4 separate regions of the Homo sapiens genome follow, and all the other regions are linked to region 3. The links are chromatin contacts, found by Hi-C or POLR2A ChIA-PET in ENCODE. All regions are on one chromosome and are shown on one strand. Each heading gives the region's core, a stretch centred on a gene start or an enhancer-like site at or near the end of the contact. The rest is flanking DNA. Distances are from core to core; before and after follow the strand shown. Region 1 overlaps PPIL4 (peptidylprolyl isomerase like 4). Region 2 has its middle 79 kb from the start of UST-AS2. Region 3 holds the start of TAB2 (TGF-beta activated kinase 1 (MAP3K7) binding protein 2). Region 4 has its middle 47 kb from the start of UST-AS2.

Evidence for each region. Hi-C counts contacts between places; a loop is a spot of excess contacts on that map. ChIA-PET counts read pairs that join two places held with the same protein, here RNA polymerase II (POLR2A). Pooled maps may share reads with other maps.
Region 1: a loop to region 3 is called in a map of CD4-positive, alpha-beta T cell, with 2.2 times the contacts of the local background. The contact joins the enhancer-like site here to the promoter of TAB2 in region 3. A Hi-C loop is called at or near these places in 7 of 168 maps with a recorded cell type or tissue (CD4-positive, alpha-beta T cell, CD4-positive, alpha-beta memory T cell, IMR-90 and 4 more), 5 of 37 single-sample maps with no recorded cell type and 23 of 50 pooled maps. POLR2A ChIA-PET finds 5 or more read pairs at or near these places in 5 of 52 experiments (CD4-positive, alpha-beta memory T cell, MCF 10A, activated B cell and 2 more).
Region 2: a pooled map shows a loop between it and region 3 (6-fold over the local background). The contact joins the enhancer-like site here to the promoter of TAB2 in region 3. A Hi-C loop is called at or near these places in 1 of 168 maps with a recorded cell type or tissue (MCF 10A), 7 of 37 single-sample maps with no recorded cell type and 9 of 50 pooled maps. POLR2A ChIA-PET finds 5 or more read pairs at or near these places in 9 of 52 experiments (CD4-positive, alpha-beta memory T cell, Panc1, activated CD4-positive, alpha-beta memory T cell and 4 more).
Region 4: a loop to region 3 is called in a map of IMR-90, with 7 times the contacts of the local background. The contact joins the enhancer-like site here to the promoter of TAB2 in region 3. A Hi-C loop is called at or near these places in 38 of 168 maps with a recorded cell type or tissue (CD4-positive, alpha-beta T cell, CD4-positive, alpha-beta memory T cell, CD8-positive, alpha-beta T cell and 28 more), 28 of 37 single-sample maps with no recorded cell type and 39 of 50 pooled maps. POLR2A ChIA-PET finds 5 or more read pairs at or near these places in 18 of 52 experiments (CD4-positive, alpha-beta memory T cell, GM12878, MCF 10A and 11 more).

The regions. Positions count from the first base shown.
Region 1 is chr6:149,507,094-149,510,012 of GRCh38, reverse strand. All of the region lies in intron 12 of PPIL4 (peptidylprolyl isomerase like 4), which reads left to right. Among named protein-coding and RNA genes, the nearest start is that of ZC3H12D, 24 kb to the right of the region's middle. Within about 2 kb of position 1,317, at least 2 of the 41 ENCODE cell types and tissues checked have a DNase peak (open chromatin) inside an H3K27ac peak, as active enhancers do; they include CD4-positive, alpha-beta T cell, where a contact is called at or near this core.
Region 2 is chr6:149,110,478-149,113,177 of GRCh38, reverse strand. It overlaps the pseudogene LOC729200. Among named protein-coding and RNA genes, the nearest start is that of UST-AS2, 79 kb to the right of the region's middle. Within about 2 kb of position 1,282, at least 2 of the 41 ENCODE cell types and tissues checked have a DNase peak (open chromatin) inside an H3K27ac peak, as active enhancers do.
Region 3 is chr6:149,316,165-149,319,034 of GRCh38, reverse strand. It overlaps TAB2 (TGF-beta activated kinase 1 (MAP3K7) binding protein 2), which reads right to left and starts at 1,323. Exons shown (of 7, transcript NM_001292034.3): 1 at 1,020-1,323. RefSeq lists enhancers at 1-100, 261-440 and silencers at 531-1,430, 1,521-2,060, 2,111-2,180.
Region 4 is chr6:149,078,437-149,081,402 of GRCh38, reverse strand. No RefSeq gene overlaps it. Among named protein-coding and RNA genes, the nearest start is that of UST-AS2, 47 kb to the right of the region's middle. RefSeq lists an enhancer at 1,311-1,430. Within about 2 kb of position 1,307, at least 19 of the 41 ENCODE cell types and tissues checked have a DNase peak (open chromatin) inside an H3K27ac peak, as active enhancers do; they include IMR-90, adrenal gland, dorsolateral prefrontal cortex and 5 more, where a contact is called at or near this core.

The DNA.
Region 1 (2,919 bases), core at 68-2,567, 190 kb before region 3:
TGAGGCAGGAGAATCGCTTGATCCCAGAGTTCAAGACCAGCCTGGGCAACATAGGAGGCCCTGTCTCTATAAAAATTTTAAATAAAAGAAAAAAGTAGTAGTAGTTAATATTTTTTGGTCCTTACAATGTAAGGTGGGTTCTTTTATCCCCCTTTCACACAACAAAGTGAGAACAAAAATTGTTACTTGCCCATAGTTTTACACAGCTAGTAAGTAGTGGAACCACAGTTTAGTTTCATAGTTGAAACTAACTACTCTTAACTTGAAACATACTCCTAACTACTTTTGCTCGTCTTCTTACCTGGGGTATATTCTCATCAGTTTTCTTTCCTAAACTCTAATGTTATTTTAATAAAATTTGTCCCATAGTATAATATTCCAATGTGATCTAATAGGAACACATCTCCTCCTTCTTAAATGTCTGTACTCTATTACTTTAGTCTGAGGTCGCATCAGTCTTCTTTACTGGTGGCTGTATCACATTCCTGTGAATGTTTAGCATGTTTTCCACTAAAAACTCTGAATTCTTTCCCCCTCCATGTGCTGCTTTTAGCTCCAGCTTTTCATCCTGCACTTGTACATGGAACCGTCCATGAATTTAAGCCTGAGATAAATAAACATTGGTGTGTTTGAGATAATCAGAGGTCTAAAAAATTTCAGACTGGTTGTGTTTTTTTTGTGTGAGTCTTTCTGATTCTGCTGTTTGATTACTTGAAACCTTACAGTAGCAAATATCCTTCTCATTTTGCATGGAGTAAAAGCATCAAGATTTTGGGGGAATGCTATTAGTATTTTTAAAAAGATTTTAAGGCAATTTTAAGTTGAAATTTTAAGGCAATATTAACTATAAAATTATTAAATTCTGAATAATGATCTCCTAACTTCTCCCCTTAAAGTATATTAAATTTTAAAAAGTTTTGTACTTTGATTTAATGATATAGCTACATTAATTTTCTCTTCTTCCTAATAAAACTCAGCATCAGTATTTAAGATTTTAATGGCCCCCCGATTTTTTATTATTTTGTTTTTTATTTTTTAAAATTCATTAAAGAGAATTTTCAGTACTAGACAAATTTCAGCTATAGTTCATATTTTCCTGTTTGTCGGTGTTTTGCTTAGTGAGTCTGGTTTCCCAAGAGTATTTTAACTTATTTCTTCAAATTCTTTGTTTTTTATTGAGTAACTAGCCTTACTAATCAATTCGAAAACGTTTGTTTAATTTTCCACCTCATGTCTTAATTCCAGAGATGGTTTTTGTGTTGTTGAGGTTTGGGTTTTACTGGGGTTACAGGAAATGCGTATTCAGCTGGGGGTTGCCTTGCTGAGAAGTATTCATGCTGGTTGTCAGTTTTCCACTGGGGTTTTCATAGTGTTTGTATTCTTGACTGTACTTTTTCTGTCATTTTAGTGATTTAATGTTATCTTGGTGACTAAGATTTAACCAGATCTTTGATTTAGTCCCAGAGACTTGAGCAAGGATAGCTTTTAATTAGATTAGACTTTTTTTGATTGCTTATTTCAAGTCATTTGCTAGGTTAATTGCTTTAAATTGGCCATTTTGTGTTCTTCGTTTTTTCTTTTCTTTTTTTGCCACATGGTAGTTTAATCATCTTGTCTTATGTTTTAAATGTATAAATAATATAACTTTTAAAAATTCATACTGGAAAGGACCTAGACCTTATCTAATTCATTTATCTCACTTTAGATATGAAGATACTGATCCCACAGGCCCTTAGGCCTTTATAGTGGGAGAGCTAGAATTTTAACATTTATTTGGTTCAGTCAGGTGTTGGATTTTTTCCCCATTATTCTGTACCACTCCCCCCTTTTTAATTTTGGATGTCAAGTTAAATTATCTCCAACCTGTGCAGATCTCTTGAGTCTCAGTTTCCCTATTTCTAGAATGAGGATATTGCACTCCTAAAGCTCTTAGCACTGTGTTAGCATGTACTTGGAGGATCTCCTCTTACATGGCTTCATTCAGCCACTTTAACTTTTCCCCTTCATACATACAGGGCTCATTTTTCCTTGCTTTTCAGTTTTCACTTACACTACTTTCATTAGCCTTCTTGCAGCCCATTCAGACCCAAGCTCACTTACCCTTTGAGGCTCATCTGAAATCCTAACTTCTCCATGAAACCTTCTCTAATTATTCTAACCTTAAGAGTACTTGTTTGACACATCTCCTAAATGTCAAAGACTATTTGAACCCAGATCTACCTGACTTCAAAGCTTGTGTAGCTTTGAAAACTACTCCCGAGTAGGAGTGATTTTAAAGTTTCAGTCCAATTCAAATATTCAGCTTCCTCAAATTTTTAAAAGAATGAAGTGCTACATAATCTTTTATCTCTTCTATTTTAAATACTCAAAGCACTTAAGTGCCCATTTGTATAATAACATACTGAGGATTTTATAAATTTATACATCAGCCAGCAGTCTCGGCATTTTAAAAGTTTGTCTCAACCAATACAGAAATAAGTACAAGATGTACAGATATAATAGTATATGAATATTTCTATTTTGTATATGTTATAGGAAGCACAAAAATTCTTTTATCTCAGAATGTCATATTTTACTAGAAAATTGATGGCAAAAGGCTAAACCAAAATGCCTACTCATTTTTTCTACCTCAGGGACTCTTATAATATGACAAGAACTATTGGGATTGTGTGGAAAATCACAAATCAGTTTATAATACTGTATTACACAGTGTGATTATTACTATAACAATCCTGTTACATCTGTTTTCACACACTGTCAAACTCAAGGTGTACAGTATCTAGACAGTATATGGAATAACTAATAATTTGCTTAAAACCCAGTCCTTAACCATGGGTATTCATCACTCTGAATTTTAAGCCTTGACATTTATGTCTGCTACAGTGGTATCTGGTGATAGAGTTGAGACCCTTGGGAGTT
Region 2 (2,700 bases), core at 33-2,532, 210 kb after region 3:
CCCGGTATTTCCTTGCCTCTTGTGCATATCAGTAGTATGAGTGAAGTGAGACCTTCCTGGGCAAACCCAGACATCTGGTCCCTGGGGTTAGCTCTGGCTCCACTGAGCAGCACCAAAGAGCATGGAGATGCTCAGCATGTGGCAGCTGGAGAGAACAGCATCACCCTTTGTTGGCTCCTGGTTCTGGTGCCTAATTGTGTTCTAGATCTCGACAGGGCACGGCCAGTGGGGATTAAAACAGGACAGAAGATTCTCCTTTTTGCTATTTCCATTTTTTTAAAGGTTGCATTCTCAATATTCTAGTAGTCTAGCCTATCAGATCTCTGTGTGAATTTGAAAGTTAGATCGCAAAATTTCAGTCTCACACATTTTTTTTTCCATTTTAATTTTCGTTTAGGCTGTGAAACCTAGCTTAAAATAAACTTAGAGTAGTTTTTGTTTCTTACGGGAGATGGCATAGGCCTTAGATTATTTACTGTCTCTTTCTGAAGAATTTAACGCAAACATGGATATCAGACCAAATCATACAATTTATATCAACAATATGAATGACAAAATTAAAAAGGAAGAATTGAAGAGATGCCTATATGCCCTGTTTTCTCAGTTTGGTCATGTGGTGGACTTTGTGGCTTTAAAGACCATGAAGATGAGGGGCAGGGCTTTGTCATATTTAAGGAACTGGGCTCATCCACAAATGCTTAGAGACAGTCACAAGGATTTCCATTTTATGGTAAACCAATGCGAATACATATGCAAAAACAGATTTGGATATAATATCTGAAATGTGTGGCACTTTTGCTGACAAAGAAAAGAAAAAAGCCAAAACTGTGGAACAGACTGCAACAACCACAAACAAAAGGCCTGGCTAGGGAACTCCAAATTCAGCTAGTACCCAAGGAAATTCAACACCAAATCCTCAGGTCCTCGATTACCCTCCAAACTATATTTTATTCCTTAATAACTTACCAGAAGAGACTAATGAGATGATGTTATCCATGCTGTTTAATCAGTTCCCTGGCTTCAAGGAAGTATGTCTAGTACCAGGGAGGCATGACATTGCTTTTGTTGAATTTGAAAATGATGGGAAGGCTGGAGCTGCCAGGGATGCTTTACAGGGATTTAAGATCACAACATCCCATGCTATGAAGATCACCTATGCCAAGAAATAAAATTTGGGAGAGTCATCTTTAAAGGACTTGGTGTTATTTATAGTGTTTGTTTTGCTAACATTTGGTTGGGTCATTGTAATAGAGATTAGGGGAAGTGAAAGTGAAATTTTTGTGAAGGACTTAAATTATCTAGTATTTCTTTAGCCTTGGTGAATTATGAAATACGAAGGCCTTAATTTTGTACAATAAACTTTGATTTGTATTCTGTGAAAAATAAATAAATAAACTTAGAGCTACGCTTCATATGCATTCTCTGGGGATAATGCTATCAGATCAAGAATATCTTAGAGGTGTAATTGCATATATTCTCACTTGTCACCCACACCAAAGCCATGAGGTAGGTGGCACAGTTGAATCATTTTTGAACATAGAACATGCCATTTTGATTTAAAATCAAATTATGGCAACTAGAGCTGGGCATGGTGGCTCATGCTTGTAATCCCAACATCTTTGGAGGCCGAGGTGGGAGGATCACTTGAGTCCAAGAGTTCAAGACCAGCCTGGGCAACATAGAGAGACCCTTGTCTCTACAGAAAAAGAAAAAATTAGCTATGCATGGTGGCACAGCTGTAGTCCTAGCTACTTGGGAGTTGGAGGTAGGCGGATGGCTTGAGCTCAGAAGGTTGAGGCTGCAGTAAGTTGTGATCGTGCCACTGAACTCCAGCCTGGGCAACAGAACAAGACCTTGTCTCAAAAAAAGAAAAACAAAACAAAAACAAAAAACAAACAAAAACCAATAAATTGTGGCAACTAGGAAGAAAAAGGGTATGGAGAATCAATACCATTAAACATAGTCTCACTGATGACTTTTTTCCATACTTTTGGTTGAAGTATAAACATATAGATATATCATTCTAAAACCTACCATTTGTTAGGTGTTTTTTGTTCTGAGTAATCATAGCAAGCAGTTATGTTTGCAACCAACAGCCATTTGCACCTGTGCCCCCTGAGTCCCCTGTCCAGAGCCTCACCAGCAGAGCCACCTGTATTTAATACTGAAAACACTAGCTTTCCCAGCTCCCCTTATTGCCATCAGCATCTAGTTAAATCCCGGTGAATTAAACCAGAATGAAAGTCTTCCCTGGAGCTTCTGGAAAAAACCTTCTTCTTTAGTTAAAAGATCTATGCAAGGGAAAATTAGTGCCTCTTCCTTTTGGATAGAGACTGAGCTGCAGCAGTTCTCTTGCAACCTCGAAGGGACAATCCTGAGGATAAATGACAACTCACTGAAGGTAGCCGAGCAGAAAGATGACAGTCACCTGGGTTCTTTTCCACCTCATTAAGCCACTAAGCCAACACTGAAAATACCTACCTCTGGGCTTCTTGTTTTATGAGAAAACTAACATCTTTATTTTTCAAACCACATTTAGCATGATGTTACTTGCATCTAAAAGCATCCTTAATGATTCACCATATAAATGGTGTTGCTGTAGTTCACTGTCAGACTTAATTTCCTTTTTATAGGAAACTTTTTGTAACATTTCTTTTAATCTCTTGAAATTAAACATCTAGGTAACAAAACTTCTAAACA
Region 3 (2,870 bases), core at 74-2,573:
ATCTTAGCGTTCAAGAACTTTCCAATGAATAAGGGTACTCAACAGCCTGCACTGGGGGCCTAAATTTCGTGAACTACGGAGAAACCCCTGTGAGGCTGCAAATTCCCTCCGCTCTCCTGGAAAACCCTCTTATCAGAAACATTTGAAGAATTTATCCACAACAATTAAGCTGACTTGAAGAATGGAAACCTAACATCTCAAATATACTATATATGGAATGAAACATGGCCAAACACATAAATACAAACTCACACGGTCTCTGACACTTTGGTGTACGACTGTGCCTGAACATCTCACAGCATCAGCAACAGAAAGATCCACCTGTCACCTGTTCAGCACCGCCAAGAGACCCTTGCAGCCTCCCTGACTCAACCACAATCGTAGGGTTTGAGGTTGATGGGACCGAAAACCAGAAACATCCAGTGAAATTTAAGGGGCCACATATTCATAGTAGGGCTTGCCCCCCACTTCAAAGACGGCTGCAGAAAACCAAGATCCGCAAAGGAACGATGTTCTCCCTCCCGCCCGACCCCCACATAACTGCCCCGTGTCTGTCCCCAAAACCCCCGCCCCTGAGTCATCTTTAACTAGACCTCGGCTCCCCAAAAGGAGATTTTTCCTCCCCCGCCCCCACCTCACACATGCCTGGGGGCGGGTCAGGGGCGCCGACGCAGGGAGGGGCCCTCCCGAGCCCCTTGCGCCCTCCCCCACCCGGGGCTCTCCTAGGCGCTCGATTCCAATGAAGCTCCCCCTCCCCCCCCGCACGGACGCCCCGGAGCCCAGGCCCGGCCCGATGCTCCCCACCCCCACCGGACTGGGGGACTCGGGGGGCCTCCCTCTCCGCCACGCCACTGGGGGAAGGAAAGAGGCGGAGGGAGGAAGAGTGCAAGTTAGAAGCGAACGCCCCGCACGGGCCTCGCGAGGCGGCAGAGCCCCTTCCAGACGGAGGGGGGTGCGGGGCGATGAGGGGAGAGCCAGGTTGGGGATCCCGCCGAGGCCCGGCAGCGCTGTCCGCTTACCCTTTGCCGCCGCCGCTTCCCCCTCCTCCTCCTCGGCCGCCGCCGCCGCCGCCTCTCCCACTAGGGCAGCCGTCTCCACCGTCGCCTCCGCCACCACGGCCGCCGCCAGCGCCGCCGCCGCCTCCGGTTCCACCCGGCAGGGGGGACACCTCAGCCCTCCCTCCCTCCCCGCTCAGCCCCCTCCGCTCGCCCGCCGCCGCCAACTCCCTCCGGCCGCCGCCGCCGCCACCGCTCCTGGCTGAGGGGGAGGGGAGGGGGTCGGGCTGGGTCGCCCCGCCGGCGGCTGCAGCAGATCAAAAACGACGGCTGGGCGGCGTCGCCGCTCCCCAATCCTCAGCTCCGGCTCGCTCGGCCTCCCCACCTCCCTCTGCCCCCACCCCCCTCGCGCTCGCCTGCCCTCCCCCCACCCCCCCAGCTCTCGCTCGCTCTCGCCGCGGCTCCGCCAGCCCAGTCCAAATCAAAATACTGTCACACAATATGGCGGCGCGGCGGCCGGCAAACACCGCGAGATCTGCAGCCGCGGCTGAGGCGGCGGCTGTGACGAGGCCTCCCCTAGCCGAACGGCGGGGGAGCAGCAGGCGGCGGCGGCGGCGGCGGCTGCGGCTGCGGCCCGGGGATGCTCTTCCTCCGACCTGTACCCCTCCCCCGACACTCGCAGTCTCTACGCCTGTCTTGCTAGGGCTGGAGGGAGGACGCGGGCCGCCGCTGGGGCCGTGCGAGGGGGGTGCCGGTGCGGGCAGCCCGGGGAGGGCTGGGACCCCCTTTCTCCGCCTGGGCCCCCCATCCTTGGGGGTAGGTTGCGGGTTCCACCTCCCGCCACGGGGGCCGCTAGCAGTTTGGGCTGAGGGAAGAAAGGAACTGAGCTCGCGTCCCAGCTGCACCTAGCGGAGGGGCTGGCCGGGTCCGGAAGTGGGTGGCGGGACTTGCCGGGCGGCCGGCGGCGCCGCGCGGGTGGGGTCCGGGGGCCCGGCCGGACCCCGGGGCGCTGCGGCGGCCGAGAGGAGCAGGTGGGCCCGCGGCGGAGGCTGGCGCCGGGTCGCTGCGGTCCGGGACACACCCCCTTGGAGCCGGATCGCACCGCCGGCTAACGGGAGGGACCCGTGCAGAATCGTCCCTAGGGTGTGCGGGAGACGTCTTGGGAGCCTCACAACTGGCAACTTCGAGACTTGGAAAAAGTGTCGGCTTCTGACTTTTCTTGAGCAGTTGAGGGGGAAAAAAGAAATCTAAATGCTGCGAGGGTTTCGTTGTTTCGATTTTATTTTAATTGCACGTTCCTAGAAGTCCTAGAAGCAGAGCCAAAGACTAGCTTTGCGGGAAGAGGGGGGGCCTTCAAGTTTCTACCTCCTTAAATAAATATTTGTTTAGTGTCCCCCTAGGGAAAAAAAAAGCGTGTTTAATACTCAGACGTTTCTCACAATGTGAAATATTTATTTAAAAATTCTAGCGCTTCCATGGTGTCCAAAACACTAGGGCATTTTTCTGCCCCTGTCCAAAATGTCCATATCCCTGGCAGTTTCTTCCTTGAAACAATTCTTACTCCAGAGAAAAATCCTAAAGGACCATTTTTATACTTTTATTTCCAGTGTGAGCACTGTAGCTACAGTGAGAATTTTTTTTAAACCATCTTTTAAATAGTAGAGCCTTCCTCACAGTTAAAAGTTCTTTCTCCCCACTTCCTTTTTCCTCATTCATCCTTTGAAAATACCTGAAGTCTGGGCTATAGCACCAATTCAAATACTTTGCCACTTCAAAAGCTGAAAGTACTTATGATTTACAATATCGGAATTTAATTATTCTCCATTGGTGATACCATTAAGAGAAGCAAAAGTAAAATTAGGATTTACAAAATTG
Region 4 (2,966 bases), core at 58-2,557, 240 kb after region 3:
CCCACAAAATCATTGCCAGATTTTTCCCACATCACAGCAGTAACACTACTTCTGAGAATGAGAAATGACCCTCCAAGAAGTTTAGTACCCCCGTCCTGCCAGGTTTCCAATTTTTACTAACACTTTTCTTTGTGCACAACCTGTATTAATTCACATGGATGTTTTAGGCTCATTATTACCATTAGTCATGGGATCACAGATACACACAGTAGTTTAAATAAGTTAGAGGAAGCCTGTATTTAGTACAAGCTGTGAATTAGAGCTGAATCTTCTAACTTGCAGCTAGACAAACTCGTCCCAAAGAATGCTTGAGAAAAGTGGAATTCCACAGACTGGTTTATCTTGGATAATGGCACAGTAAACAGAACAGTGGAAACCAGGCCAGGAGGAAGGGACCGATGCTTCTTCAGGACAGGTCCTTGCTGCATTTGCTCTATCTCATGCCCAGGAGGATGTGCCTACTCCTGGGAGCTCAATTCACATTTCAGAAATGCTGCTGTCCATCGACTCACAGCATACTGGGCAATGCCACTTGCAGACATGAAGGAACGGGGGCTTCAGGCAACCTGGAATGACTATATGTAATTCTATGCCCTCTTGCTGGGGATACAGTGTTCTGTGGTGAGAACAAACCTTTCATCAGCTTAGGAAGTGTTGTGGCTCAGTCTTTTAGCATTTAGGGGTCAAGGGTGGGAAATGGTTCATCCCAGAAGCAGCTCTTGGTTTTCAGTAGATGTTTTATTTTCTTTCTAATGTTTTCCAGCTGAGTCGATTTCAGACCGATGGAGGTCAAATGATTTACACTGATGCCCAGTGAAACAGAACAGCTGGGACTTGAACTCGGGGACTTGACTGGTGGGCAGCCCCCAGCCTAGTCAGTCAAATGCTCTCCTCCCAGGTTTTTACTGCCTCTCTGGTTGCACCTCAAAGGCAGCCTGCTGTGTCTGGCAGGGCCCATCTCCTGGGCCGTGTCTGCTCCTGACTGGAATAAGAGGCCTGTGACAGGTCAAGTCTGAATGTTCTGGCAGAGCGGCACAGGGCAGACTGCTCCACCCCTGCTCAAAGCACACAGCGTCTGGTGAAAGCCAGATTGAAGATAGCTAAATGCGCATGCCAAGATTCCAAAAGGAAAAACTTAGCTCTCAACTTTCCTTTGCATGGTGATTTTTCATCCTCTCCTTTTTCTTTTTGTAAAAAGGGAATCCCCATGTTTACAAGTTGAAATCCAAAATGCACAAGTGGTCAGTTCACAATTCTGTGACCCATGAACATCTGTGGGCCTGGGTGTTCCTTGGGAATCTGCAGTGCTTGGAGCAGTGAGCCAAGCCTGCCCTGGCAGAAGGGAATTCTCCAGTGAGTCAAATAGTCCTGCGAGTGCCCGGGGTCTGCTTCTCCTCTGGTTCTGCTTTCCTGGGACATGTCTGTACTTGACTTCCCCTAGTTTTATGAACTGCATTTTGACTATATTTTTGGAGGTGGGTCCATCTGAAACTCGTTACAGGAAGTAGGACAAGAATCTTCATTTTGCCTTTAAGAGAAATAAAACTCTGTAATCTGAGATGGGCAAACATGCTCCAAGTCTGTTTACCAAGGAACAAGAACCTCTCTGTGTCTTTTGAGCAGACAGAAAAATTAAAAATAAAATATTTATTTGGGATTTGTCTCTGAGGACTTCAGTGACTGAAAACCAATAGGGCCTCCCCTCCCTCTGTGGAAAGGCGAGTTCCAAAGCCCCGGCTCCCAGGAGAGCCCTATGGTGAGGCTGCTCCAGTACAGCAGGTGGCAGTGGGTGTGGCTGAAAGTGCCTCATCACTTTCATTCTGGATCCTAGGTCTGTAGATGGGCTTTGGCTATATCATCTTTTTAAAGTTTTAATTTGGTAGCTGCTTCAAAAGTTAAGGGAACCCTCAATGGGCAAAGTTAGCATGTGACATATTTGTGTCTCCTCTTTGGACCTTGGTTTTCCTTGTCTGTAAAATGAGGGAATGGACCAGATCACTGCTCCAGAGCCCCAATGCAACTATAGGAATCTGCACTTTGAGGCTTGCTTCTCTCCTAGTAGGAATTCAGTTCCTCTGCCCTAACTTTTCTGCTATAGTCTGGGTGTTATGGGCTGAATTGTGTGTCCCCCACAAATTCATATATGAAAGTCTTAACCAAGTATCTCAGAATGTGAGCATTTTTGGAAATAGGATCTGTATTAGTCTGTTTTCACACTGCTAATATTAAGACATACCCAAGACTGGATAATTAATAAAGGAAAGAGGTTTGATTGATTCACTGTTCAGCATGGTTGGAGAGGCCTCAGGAAACTTACAATAATGGCAGAAGGGGAAGCAAACATGTCCTTCTTCACATGGTGGCAGCAGCAAGAAGAAGCGCCCAGCAAAAGGGGAAAAGCCCCTTATAAAACCATCAGATGTCATGAGAACTCACTATCACGAGAACAATAGCATGGGGGTAACCACCCCCATGATTCAATTATCCATCACCGGGTCCCTTTCACATGTGGGGATTATGGGAACTACAATTCAATATGAGATTTGGGTGGGGACACAGCCAAACCATATTAGGGTCTTAAACGAAGTCATTAAGTTAAAATGAGGTCATTAGAGTGAGCCCTAATCCAATATGATTGCGGTCCTTAGAAGAAGAGATCAAGACACAGACAGGCACGGGGGAAGGACACGGGAGGATGCAGGGATAAGGTGCCCTCTGCAAGCCCAGGAGAGAGGCCTCAGGAGGAACCAACCCTGCCAGCACTTCAATCTCGGACTTCCAGCCTCCAGAACTATGGGACAATACACTTCTGTTGTTTAAGGCAACCAGTCCGCAGCACTTTGTTACGGTAGGCCTAGCCGACTAACACCACATGATATCACAATGAATGTGCTGGGCTGTGAAAGAAGTTCTGTGTGTTTTTCTTAACAGACTTGGATTTTTGGTTTTAGCCCAAAAAAGACTTT